Regions from separate parts of the Homo sapiens genome. Here regions 1 and 3 are each linked to region 2. Evidence: chromatin contacts called from ENCODE Hi-C or POLR2A ChIA-PET data. All regions are on one chromosome and are shown on one strand. The core of a region is the stretch at or near the end of the contact, and the rest is flanking DNA. Distances in the headings are between cores, read along the strand shown.

What was found. A loop is a pair of places that touch in the nucleus more often than their neighbours do. ChIA-PET counts read pairs that join two places held with the same protein, here RNA polymerase II (POLR2A). Pooled maps may share reads with other maps.
Region 1: POLR2A ChIA-PET joins it to region 2 with 17 read pairs in activated naive CD4-positive, alpha-beta T cell. The contact joins the enhancer-like site here to the promoter of SMCR8 in region 2. POLR2A ChIA-PET finds 5 or more read pairs at or near these places in 2 of 52 experiments (AG04450 and activated naive CD4-positive, alpha-beta T cell).
Region 3: a map of CD4-positive, alpha-beta T cell shows a loop between it and region 2 (10-fold over the local background). The contact joins the promoter of SNHG29 here to the promoter of SMCR8 in region 2. A Hi-C loop is called at or near these places in 1 of 168 maps with a recorded cell type or tissue (CD4-positive, alpha-beta T cell) and 5 of 50 pooled maps. POLR2A ChIA-PET finds 5 or more read pairs at or near these places in 1 of 52 experiments (B cell).

What each region holds. Positions count from the first base shown.
Region 1 is chr17:19,325,257-19,329,137 of GRCh38, forward strand. EPN2 (epsin 2) reads left to right here. Exons shown (of 11, transcript NM_014964.5): 8 at 3,455-3,631. Among named protein-coding and RNA genes, the nearest start is that of MIR1180, 17 kb to the right of the region's middle. Within about 2 kb of position 1,860, at least 6 of the 41 ENCODE cell types and tissues checked have a DNase peak (open chromatin) inside an H3K27ac peak, as active enhancers do.
Region 2 is chr17:18,312,878-18,316,680 of GRCh38, forward strand. It overlaps SMCR8 (SMCR8-C9orf72 complex subunit), which reads left to right and starts at 2,416. Exons shown (of 2, transcript NM_144775.3): 1 at 2,416-3,803. The coding sequence starts at 2,913. TOP3A (DNA topoisomerase III alpha) reads right to left here and starts at 2,117. Exons shown (of 19, transcript NM_004618.5): 1 at 1,722-2,117. The coding sequence starts at 1,901. It also overlaps the pseudogene RPL21P121. RefSeq lists enhancers at 1,166-1,689, 1,637-1,726, 1,737-2,086, 2,214-2,737, 2,427-2,476 and a silencer at 2,237-2,286.
Region 3 is chr17:16,437,393-16,441,039 of GRCh38, forward strand. SNHG29 (small nucleolar RNA host gene 29) reads left to right here and starts at 1,595. Exons shown (of 4, transcript NR_045025.1): 1 at 1,595-1,668; 2 at 2,793-2,861. SNORD49B (small nucleolar RNA, C/D box 49B) reads left to right here and starts at 2,117; the gene lies at 2,117-2,164. SNORD49A (small nucleolar RNA, C/D box 49A) reads left to right here and starts at 2,644; the gene lies at 2,644-2,714. RefSeq lists enhancers at 97-998, 999-1,898, 1,014-1,203, 1,264-1,593, 1,899-2,800.

The DNA.
Region 1 (3,881 bases), core at 610-3,109, 1.0 Mb after region 2:
GAAGCCTAATGGCAACACCAGACAAGGGCAGTGCAGTGAGAACAAACATTTCAGGCCAGTCTGGTTATGAATATAGATGTAAAAATCCTAAGGAAAGAAACAATTACAAAACCCAAGCCAGGGAAATATTTTCAAAGATGTACATTATGAAGTACTTTGTTTGCAAGAACCAACTCATTAGAAAATTTACAAATGTACCATATTAACAGATTAAAACAGAAAACATGTGGTCATCTTAGAGGCAGAAACCATTTGATAAAATTCATTAGCCATTTATTTCCAAATTCTAGCAAACTTGGAATAATGGCAAACTTCCATAACCTGATAAAGGGCTTCTAAAAGGAAAAAAGCCTATAGCTAACATTGAACTTAATGGTAAAATATTAAAAATTGATCCTGTAACATCAAGAGCAAGACAAGGATACCAACTACCAGCACTTCTATTTGATGATGTAACTGGTGATCCTAGCCAATGCAGTAAGACAAGAAAAAGACAAAGTATAAAGGACTAGAAAGAAGACACTAAATAGTCATCATTTGCAGGTGATGGGATTGTACATAGAACATGAAAAAATTTCTACAGATAAGTTATTAGAATTAAGAATTATTTGAATTATTATTAGAATCAATAATTGGAATGACTTCTAATTAACAGTTTGGCAAGATTGCTGGGTACAAAAGAGTATACAAAAGTTTTTCTGCATAACAATAAATAGATTTCTATGAAAAGTTTAAAAGATACTAGTTCCTAGAAATAATGCTTAGTTCCTAGGAATAAATCTTACAAAAGTTGTACAAATATCTGTGGGAGATAAAGGGTAAAAATTAAAAAGATTAAATTTGACCAAAAGATATTAAAACTTAAGCAAATGCAGAGATACCATGTGATCTTGGTTTGGAAAACTCACTATTGTAATGATAATGCTTCTCCCCAAATTGATCTTGGATGCAATGCAATTCTGGCCAAAATCCCAAAAATATTTAATTTTTGTTTCTTCACTTTTGTTTTTTAACTTGACAAGATGATTTTGAGATGACTACAGAAGAGCAGAGGGCCAAGAATAGCCAAAACAAGATTGTGATTTGCTGTATCAGATATCAAGAATTCTCATAACACTGTTTGTGAGGATAATTAAGAAGGTGCAAGTGGCCAGGCGTGGTGGCTCACGCCTGTAATCCCAGCACTTTGGGAGGCCAAGGCGGGCAGATCACAAGGTCAGGAGATCGAGACCATCCTGGCTAACACGGTGAAACCCCGTCTCTCCTAAAAAATACAAAAAATAAGCTGGGTGTGGTGGTGGGTGCCTGTAGTCCCAGCTACTCGGGAGGCTGAGGCAGGAGAATGGCATGAATCTGGGAGGTGGAGCTTGCAGTTAGCGATGATTGCGCCACTGCACTCCAGCCTGGGTGACAGAGCGAGACTCCGTCTCAAAAAAAAAAAAAAAAAAAAGTGCAAGGACGGAAATAGGTAAATGTAGAGAGCCCAGTAATAAGCCCACAAAGACTTGACTTACGACAGAGGAGGCCCTGCATACCATGCTGCGAGGAGTGGATGGACTCTAGTCCATGCTGCTGGGATGAGTCAAGAAGAAGGTAACCATAAGGGACGATCGGTAAAAGACTCAAATTGGCACCTTATAGGAGAGGAATCATGAGTGACCCATGAGTATATGAAAAGATGCACAGCCTCATTAAAGAACAGGGAAATGCACATCAAAACCACAATCAAATAACTTTTCAGCCCACCAGATTGGCACACATGGGAAAGTAAGCTAATACTAAGCATCAGAGAGGTTATGAGGCAACTCCTGGGGCGGCAAGACTGGCACCCACTGCTGGATGGAACATAAACTCGTGCCACCATGTGGAAATAGTTGTAGCATTCCTTGGTGAAGGCAGAGGTACCCATGACCCAGCAACTCGTGTATACATGTGAACAAGAACAAGCAGCAAAACCAAACGAGTATCCTTCAACAGAGGAATCATGACTTTTTTTTCATAGAATGGAACAAAACAAATTCCAGCTCCACCTCAACACAGATGACTCTCTCAAATAAAATGTGGAGTGAACAAAGCCAGCCACAAAGGAATGTGTACAGAATGCTTCTATTCATATAAAGTTCGGAAAATAGGGACTTGGCATGGTGGCTCACACCTGTATTCCTAGCACTTTGGGAGACTGAGGCAGGAGGATTGCTTGAGCCCAGGAGTTTGAGACCAGACTGGGCAACACGGTGAGACCCCATCTCGACGAAAATTAGAAAAAAAATTAGCCGGGCGTGGTGACATTCCTGTAGTCCCAGCTACTTGGGAGGCGGCGGTGGGAGGATCGCTTGAGCATGGGAGGTGGAGGCGTAGTGAGCTGTGATTGCACCACTGCACTCCAGTCTGGGTGACAGAGTGAGACCCTATCTGATAAATAAATGAATACACACACATATTTAGACACACATACATATACATAATATATATGTGTGTGTGTATTCAGAAAATAGGCACAACTAACTAAAGGTATCCCTACAAGATAAACTAGAAGGAGAAACAAGAGAAAGGCTAATAAACAGTTCATAATGGTTGGGGTAGGAATGTCATTGGGGAGGCACTTTCTGGTCCCTGAGAGGCGGCAGTGGTGTCTGAACACTTGCAGTGCTCCGCGAGAAGGAAGGAGATGTTGGTTTTATTTTATATGTACTCATGTATACACAAATCTGTGTCTATACATAAAGATGCACATCACAGCGTTGACACTTAACATTAGATGCACTCAGATGTTTTAGTTTTTTTGTGTGTGTTTTTTCTTTTTTTAAAAATTTTTTTCTCTGTTTTTTAAAGCCAGTTGTGACCCACTAAATTGATTTTGTCACTCCCTGTTTGAAAGTGTTTTATTGCTTAAGTTGGGTGGTAAGTATGTAGCTGTTTGTTTTATTCCTTTTTATACAGGACTCATCCATTTATATATGCTTCTGTCAGAAAGCAGAAACCACTCAAAGCACATGGGGAGAGGATGCCTCTGTGCCTCTACAGAGCCTGGGCCGAGGTGGGAGGGCTGCCTGGGGCCCCTTGTCTGAGGAGGGAGCCTGGATTCTGTGGGGAGATAGGTTTGTTTCAGATAGTCCATCGAAGTGGGGTTGAGCTCAGGAGCCCTTTGCAAGCCCCCTGTATGGTGGGGAGCTTGGAGAGAACCTCTTTCAGCTGCTTCCTCTGGTCATTACTAGAGGACAGGGAGAGGTTATCCTGGGACATCCTGGCCTAGCATGCTTCCTTACCAGGGTTGTTGGCCCTGGGCCCCAGCTGTGTCCCTCTTTGCTGGCGTGGGACAGTACCCTTTTGATGGCTGTCTCACCTGGCACAGGGCATAGACCCTGGTGTGGCTGGCAGTATCCTTTTCCCTTCTCACCCCAGCTGCCCAGACCCTCTGAAGGCATTTCTGAGCCCTGACCCTGCCTTCCAACAGGTACCAAGCCAGCTGCCTCCATTGACCCATGGGGGGTGCCCACTGGAGCCACCGTACAATCTGTCCCCAAGAACTCGGACCCCTGGGCAGCTTCACAGCAGCCTGCCTCCAGTGCTGGGAAAAGAGCTTCTGACGCGTGGGGCGCAGTCTCCACCACCAAGCCCGTGTCTGTCTCTGGTGAGCCCCTCACTCACCCACTTTCCTGCCTGGCCTCTGAGCGCCCACGGGCCCTGCAGCCGCTCCTGGCTCCTAGGCATCAGCCCTGTTGCTTTGCTTGCATTTGCTCCCCTCCTCCCCCTTAGCCTTTGTTCCTGATCCCCAGATCCCAGGTGCCCCAGTGTGAGAGTGAGTGAGTGCGAGTTCCCAGGCTTTGTGCGCTGGTACCTCCCTCCAAATTGAGGGGGCTTCCACCTGGGTGTTGAGAGAG
Region 2 (3,803 bases), core at 1,166-3,665:
AGGCTAAGGCGGGTGGCTCACCTGAAGTCAGGAGTTCAAGACCATCCTGGCCAACACAGTGAAACTACTAAAAATACAAAAAATTAGCTGGGCATGGTGACAGGCACCTGTAATCCCAGCTACTAGGGAGGCTGAGGCAGGAGAATCGCTTGAACCCGGGAGGCGGAGGTTGCAGTGAGCTGAGATCACACCATTGCACTCCAGGCTGGGCAACAAGAGCAAAGCTCCATCTCAAAACAAACAAACAAAACAAAACAAAAATATGGAGTTTCTCTGGCCACAGACACCAGAATCTACAATGAAGGTGATATTGAGGACTTCGTGAGAATGCATACTGTTCAAAAGGGAATGACCCACAAATGTTACATGGCAGAACTGGAAAAGTCTATGTTACCCAGCATGCTGTTGGCACTGCTGCGAACAAGGGCTAGATTCTTGCCCAAAGAATTAATGTTTCTATTGAGCATATTAAGCACTCTAAGAACCAAGATCTTTCCTGAAATGTGTGAAGGAAAATGATCAAAAAAGAAGCAAGTCAAAGAGAAAGGGTTCACCTGAAGTGCCAGCCTGTTCCATTGAGGGAAGTACACTTTGTGAGAACCAATGGAAAAGAGCCTGAGCCGCTGGAACCTATTCCCTATGGATTCATGGTATGATAGGGTAAAAATAGATAAATACAAGACCTCTGGATTGCTTAAAAAAAAAAAAAAAAAAGGGAGAGAGAGAGAATGAATTCAGCAGAGCCTTGAAGGATAAGAAGTTAGGCGTAGGAGAACCATTTTTCAATGTCTACTTCATTGTCTAGAAGTAGACAAACCTTGGGGCTGGTCACCAGGACTTCTAGCACTGGAAACAGGTAAAGCTGTCAGCCAGCATTCACACAACCCTGGCTCCACTCCCACTATCCTTGATCTGGAAACAGGTCTTAGGACCCTGGGAACTAAAGAAAAATGAGCAGGGAACTTCCACCCATGCTCTTAGAAAAGTTCTCCAGAAAACCATTTCAGGATCTACTTTTGTTATCTGAGATATTTTCCTGGACAGCTCTTTATGTCTCCCGTGGCACCTCCTTTATGAAACTTTTTCTTATCCTCCCTTGCGTTTGTGCCTCCCGTGTGTGTAGAACACATTCTTACCACTTACCTCTCTCAGAATCAGTTCATTCGGGTAGGAACAGGGCTGACTTCAAATCTAATCCCCAAACCTTACCGTGTTGCTGTAAGTGTGCACTGTGAGGCTGGAAAGTCACAAGGGCTGTAGAATGCAGTGGCTGTGGCACAGGATGGGGAGGGCTAGGTTGGCTGGGGAACGATCGGGCAGGGCTTGAATGCCAAGTTAAGGGAATCTGGTCAGTAGTTCCCAAATGAATTTCTGAATCTCTAGGGAAAAACAGTAAAATACACACTTCCCCAGCCTCACACAAGACCCGAAGGGCAGCCAGCGCCCGAGGCGATTCCGAGAATCAGACAAGTTTGGGAACCTGCTAAGCGCAAGCAAAACAAAAGGTTTCCACGCAAATGAGTGAGATGTATCAACTACGTTTTAAAATGCACTCCAGTCCGAGAGCAGACAGGAGGCCACTGCAATAATCCAGACGAGGGGCAGTGAGGCCTGAGAAATGGGAGATAATCGCCTTCATCTCGATTCTTGGCGCCCACCACGCTGTCCCGCTCGGTGGGCCTCCCTTAAGGCACGCAGCTGATCGGAACGCGCTTTCTTACCCGCCTCATGCGACCGTTTGACAGCAGGTCGGCGATCCCCTTGGCCGCGTCGTTTTTTTCGGCCACACAGAGGACTTTCCGCACGCCTCGGAGGGCCATCTCCATGGCGGCGCGGGAAAAGGCACGGTCTTCGGGCCGTCGCAGCCACCGGAGCGCGTAGCGGGCGACAGGAAAGATCATCCTCAGACCTCGCGCCCGGAGCCGCTCCCCGGCTGCCGGCGCATCCTGGGGAAGCCAGAGATGAGGCTCAAATGGCGCCCACCGAAAGGGAACCAGAGCCTCGCTTCGGTCACGTCCCCACCAGCCTGCTGGCCTTTGGAGCTTCAGTCACTGAGCCTTTCCCGTGCCGCAGCCGCCGCCTCAGCACCGAATCCAGTATCTTGGCGTGGAACTTCCGCCCGCCTTCTCCAGCTACTTCCGCCAGGCGCGCGCCCCACAGCGACCTGGAACTACAACTCCCAGACTGTCCCGCGCCCCTCGTCCAAGCACGTTCCCCTCTGCCACCTTCCCGCCGCCCCCGTCTCACTCCGCCCCTCTTTCCCCTCCTTCCCGGCAGTGGTTGGTTAATCGGACTCCTTCTTGCGGGGAGCCGCCAGACACTCCCATCCAAGGCCTCTTTCTCATGACTTTTTAATCTCCTGCTCGGAAGTCTACGAGGACGCTTCCGGGTCACGCGGCGCGGACACCAGGAGTCATGTGATGTCAAGATGGCGGCGCCGCGGTAGCAGGATCCGGGTTGTGGCGTCCTAGGAGCCGCGACGGTTTCTGCCCTCGGGCAGTGAGGGGCAGCAGCGCTTGGCTGACCCCTGCGGCGTCCCGTAGCCTCGCGTTAAGCCTTGTTCAGAGCGGGGGCTTTTGCTGTCGCAGTGGGTTCCGGAGAGTGCAGGTGATTTCGCAGCAGGTTTCTTGTGCTGGCCGCGCTCGCCGGACGAAGAAGAGAAGGGCAGTTGGGCCTGCGGCCTTGGCGTTCATGAGGCCTCAGAGAGCTCCGGAGGAGCTACAACTGTGAGGGGGCTGCTAGAGTTCTTCTCCTCGGGTGTGTGAGAAGCAGCCTAGGACCCCGGGTTCGGGGAGTCGCAAAGAAGGCCGTAAGGGCTTCACTTCCTTCTCCGGAGGCCTGCCTTCTGCGCGTCGATTAACACCGCATTCTTTCCCACTTCCTCTCAATGTTTTCTTCATATATCTGGAAATATGATCAGCGCCCCTGACGTAGTGGCCTTCACCAAAGAGGAAGAGTATGAAGAAGAGCCTTACAATGAGCCGGCCCTGCCTGAGGAGTACTCGGTGCCGCTCTTCCCCTTCGCCAGTCAGGGTGCTAACCCCTGGTCAAAACTGTCCGGGGCCAAGTTTTCGAGGGACTTCATTCTTATTTCCGAGTTCTCTGAGCAGGTGGGACCCCAACCCTTACTGACCATCCCCAATGACACCAAAGTTTTTGGCACTTTTGATCTCAATTACTTCTCCCTGCGTATCATGTCTGTGGATTACCAGGCTTCCTTCGTGGGCCATCCTCCTGGATCTGCCTACCCCAAGCTGAACTTCGTGGAGGACTCCAAGGTGGTGCTGGGAGATTCTAAGGAGGGCGCCTTTGCATACGTGCACCACCTTACCCTATACGACCTGGAGGCCCGTGGCTTCGTGAGGCCGTTTTGCATGGCTTATATCTCTGCAGACCAGCATAAAATCATGCAGCAGTTCCAGGAGCTTTCAGCCGAATTTTCCAGAGCTTCTGAGTGCTTGAAGACTGGCAACAGGAAGGCATTTGCTGGGGAACTTGAAAAAAAGCTGAAAGACTTGGATTACACCAGGACAGTGCTACACACAGAAACGGAGATCCAGAAGAAAGCCAACGACAAAGGCTTTTACTCATCTCAGGCAATTGAGAAAGCCAATGAACTGGCCAGTGTGGAGAAGTCCATCATTGAACATCAAGACCTGCTGAAGCAGATCCGCTCATACCCTCATCGGAAGTTGAAGGGGCATGATTTGTGTCCTGGTGAGATGGAGCACATCCAGGATCAGGCCAGCCAGGCATCCACTACCTCTAACCCTGATGAGTCTGCCGACACAGACCTTTACACC
Region 3 (3,647 bases), core at 345-2,844, 1.9 Mb before region 2:
CAATTCCCACCCCTCCCAAGCCATTCTCTGCAGGGCAGCCAGAGGGCCTTCCTAAGACATAAGACAAACATGTCCTCTTTGTGCTCTGAAGGCCTGAGAGGCTCCCCAGTACCCACAGAATGCCCTAGCTGACATCCCGAGACCCCCACGGTTTTGCCCAAGCAGTTCCAGACACCTCCTCCCCTCCACCTCTGTTGCCCCTCCCTCCTTAGCACTCTCCCCAAATTCATGCAGGCCGAGAGACCTCGTGCTTGATCCCTTGACCTGGCTCTTGCTGGAAGCCCCCCTCCTCCATTAAAACCCTACACTTGGGGGTGGGGGGAGGGATAGCATTAGGAGATATACCTAATGTAAATGATGAGTTAATGGGTGCAGCATACCAACATGGCACATGTATACATATGTAACAAACCTGCACGTTGTGCACATGTACCCTAGAACTTAAAGTATAATAATAAAATAAAACCCTACACTTGCCGGGCGCCTGTAATCCCAGCACTCTGGGAGGCCCAGGCGGGCGGATCACCTGAGTTCAGGAGTTCGAAACCAGCCTGACCAACATGGAGAAACCCCGTCTCTACTAAAAATACAAAATTAGCCGGGCGTGGTGGCGCATGCCTGTAATCCCAGCTACTCGGGAGGCTGAGGCAGAAGAATCGCTTGAACCCGGGAGGCAGAGGTTGCGGTGAGCGGAGATCGCGCCATTGCAGTCCAGCCTGGGCAACAGGAGCGAAATTCCGTCTCAAAAAAACACAAAAACGAGCAACAACAACAACAACAACAAAAACCCTACACTTATTTCTGAGGCCAGCTCAAAAGGTCTTATGATTGTCTTCCCAGTTTTTTGCAGTCAAAATGAATTTCTTTCCCTTGGTATAACGTGTGTGTGCAAAACGTGGTTGCATGGATTCTTTTTCAAGGAGAGAGCTGAGCATGTTCATAGGCTGAAAGGAAAGCCACAGTAGAGAGAGTTTTCCATGGAAGGTGAGGCAGGGGCATAGGTGGAGGAGGCCCCAAGGAATGAGGAGAGGAAAGGAGGTGGGCAGAGCTTTACCCCAGAGGCGAGCAGAGGATGGACGTGGATCTAGATAAGACGTCAGCTCGTTCCCTAAAGGTCGTGCTAAAGGAGTAATGAGGGTGACCAGTGCGCAGGGGTTTGAGAAGCCCCGTGGATGTGGTGAAATAGCTGTGGGGAGAGTATTTGGCAACGCTCAATAGATTCAGGAGGAGCTACTAGGATGAATGGCTGCCTTGTGCCACAGCTCTACAGGCTTTCACGTGTGTCATCTCACGTGATCTTCTGGGGCGCTGGTGTCTCCGTTTACTAGAGGACCAATCGGAAGCTTAAAGAGAATGAGTAATTGGCCCAAGACCACCCAGCTAAGGAGTGGCGGAGGTGGGGCCCAAACGCGCGATCCAGCCCTCGCGCAGGCGCCCTGGAACTCCCCGCGCGTGTTGTGACCCAGAATTCCCGGGGCTGTGGAAGAGACCATAGACTCAACAGGAGGGGGAGTCCTGGGTAGCGCGCCGGTCTAAATCGTTACTTGGCGGAAAGTTCCCATGAGTCTTTGCCAGCGTCCCCCTCCTTTTGTGAGGATTGGGATATTCCGACTCCTTAAGGGCCTGGCGCACATAAGGTGTGACCTTTTCATTCCCGTTGTTATGGAGGTAGGCTCTCTAGGAATCTGGGAGTAGTAGCTGGGGGGCAAGAGCAAATAAAGAGCTCGAGCTTCTGTGGTCTCTGGGGAGATGTTCCCGGGAAGCCTGTCTAGAGGGCGGAGGGCAGCTGTTGAGATGGCGTGGCTCCCCGGCTCCTGCGCCCGCGTGGCTTTCGCGGCGGGCGCTGCGGCCCGGTATTGGACAGCCTGGCAGGGCAGCGCGGGGCCGAATCCGGCTGCCGTGGCTGAGGCTCATGGATCACTCTTTTGTGGTAGGGCCACATCTGCCAGAGCCTGGAGTCTGCGAAGGCCGGGACCCGGTTCCCCGGCCCACAGTGGGGGTGTGCAAACCCGAGAGAACTGGGTAAGTTGGGGTCGGCTTGCAGTTTGGGGTACCCCGAGGGCGGTGTACGTCGGTAAGATTGTAACAGTATTACTGGAAGACTTATTCGACTGTCCTGATGATACTTGTAATAGGAAGTGCCGTCAGAAGCGATAACTGACGACGTCTAATGTCTATCTGACCGCAGTCGCTGAAACCTCTACAACTTAGTTGACCGTAACTGCCAGAGCCCTGCCCTGAATTCCTGTCCTTACTCCCTCTTTAAGATTGCGTACCCACTGCAGAGTGCTGAAGACGGGGTAGCCACGAGGTGAGAGGCTCTCTGGTGTAGGGTTTAACATGGAACGTAGTTTTGTCACTTGAATGCACGGAAATTGGCGTTTTGACAGTTTTCTACGTTTAGGTGTTTTATACACTTTAGGGTAACGTTATCATGTCATTGCATAGGGTGGAACTTAAATAGAAACTGGAGATGGCTGCTTCAGCCACAGTCCTAACCTAGAACTGCATTTAAAGCAAACTGATAATGCAGAAACAAACTCCTTCGTTAAGAAATGTCTCCAGTAGCAGGGTTAGCTTAAGTTTCAGGTAGGGTCTAGATCTGCGGTTGGAACAGTACTGGAGGGTTGTGAGGTGCTTGACTGCTCTGATGAAATCACTAATAGGAAGTGCCGTCAGAAGCGATAACTGACGAAGACTACTCCTGTCTGATTGCAGTCAAGTCTTCACCACTTGCTGGTTCCCAGGAGTAAACTTGTTTGAACGGTGACCTAATTGCTATATTCACCTAGGTTGCAAATTCGTGAAGAATCAGCATCATGTTTGGCAGCTGAGTATTGGAGCCAGGAGCCTGCCATGAGGTAAGCCTTGCTCTATGGGGAGGCTAGTGGCTGACCACGCCTAGCTGTCAGGTCGAATATTGGCAATTGGATTTGGTTAACCTAATACCTTGTAACAGTGTAGCCTATCCCAGAGATACTGATTTTAGTTTCCGGTGGCAGTGGAGCCAGGGTGGATTACCTAGAAAGAGGGGCTACTCTATTTACCTCTTGGCTGTTTAGTCTCGGGCAAATTACCTGTCTGCTGAGATGTAGTTTTCCTCAGATGTGAAAAGGAAAAGTAATCTTAGCTTTGTGAAGTTTAAATTGATATGACTGAAATGGAGATTACAACTCCCCTGAGGCTGGGCACAGTGGCCTGTAATCCCAGCACTTTGGGAGGCTAAGGTGGGTGGATCACCTGAGGTCAGGAGTTCAAGACCAGCCTGGCTGGCCGACATGGTGAAACCCCATCTCTACCAAAAATACAAAAATTAGCCGGGTGTGGTGGCGTGTACTTGTAATCCCAGCTACTTTGGGGGCTGAGCCAGGAGAATCGCTTGAACCCGGGAGGCGGAGGTTGTAGTGAGTCGAAATCGTGCCACTGCACTCCAGCCTGGGCAACAGCGAGACTCCATCTCAAAAAAAAAAAAAAAATTACAACCTACTGAGAAGCTAATTAAGATTTGTAGTCCTCAATAATTTACAAAAACTTAGAAAAATTACCTCTAATTAGGTCTTAAGGGGCTTTTGTTAGGATGGACTTAAATTTGTAAAGTCATTAATTGACTGTCATCAGAAATGCCTGTCCTGCTCTGCATCTGCAGT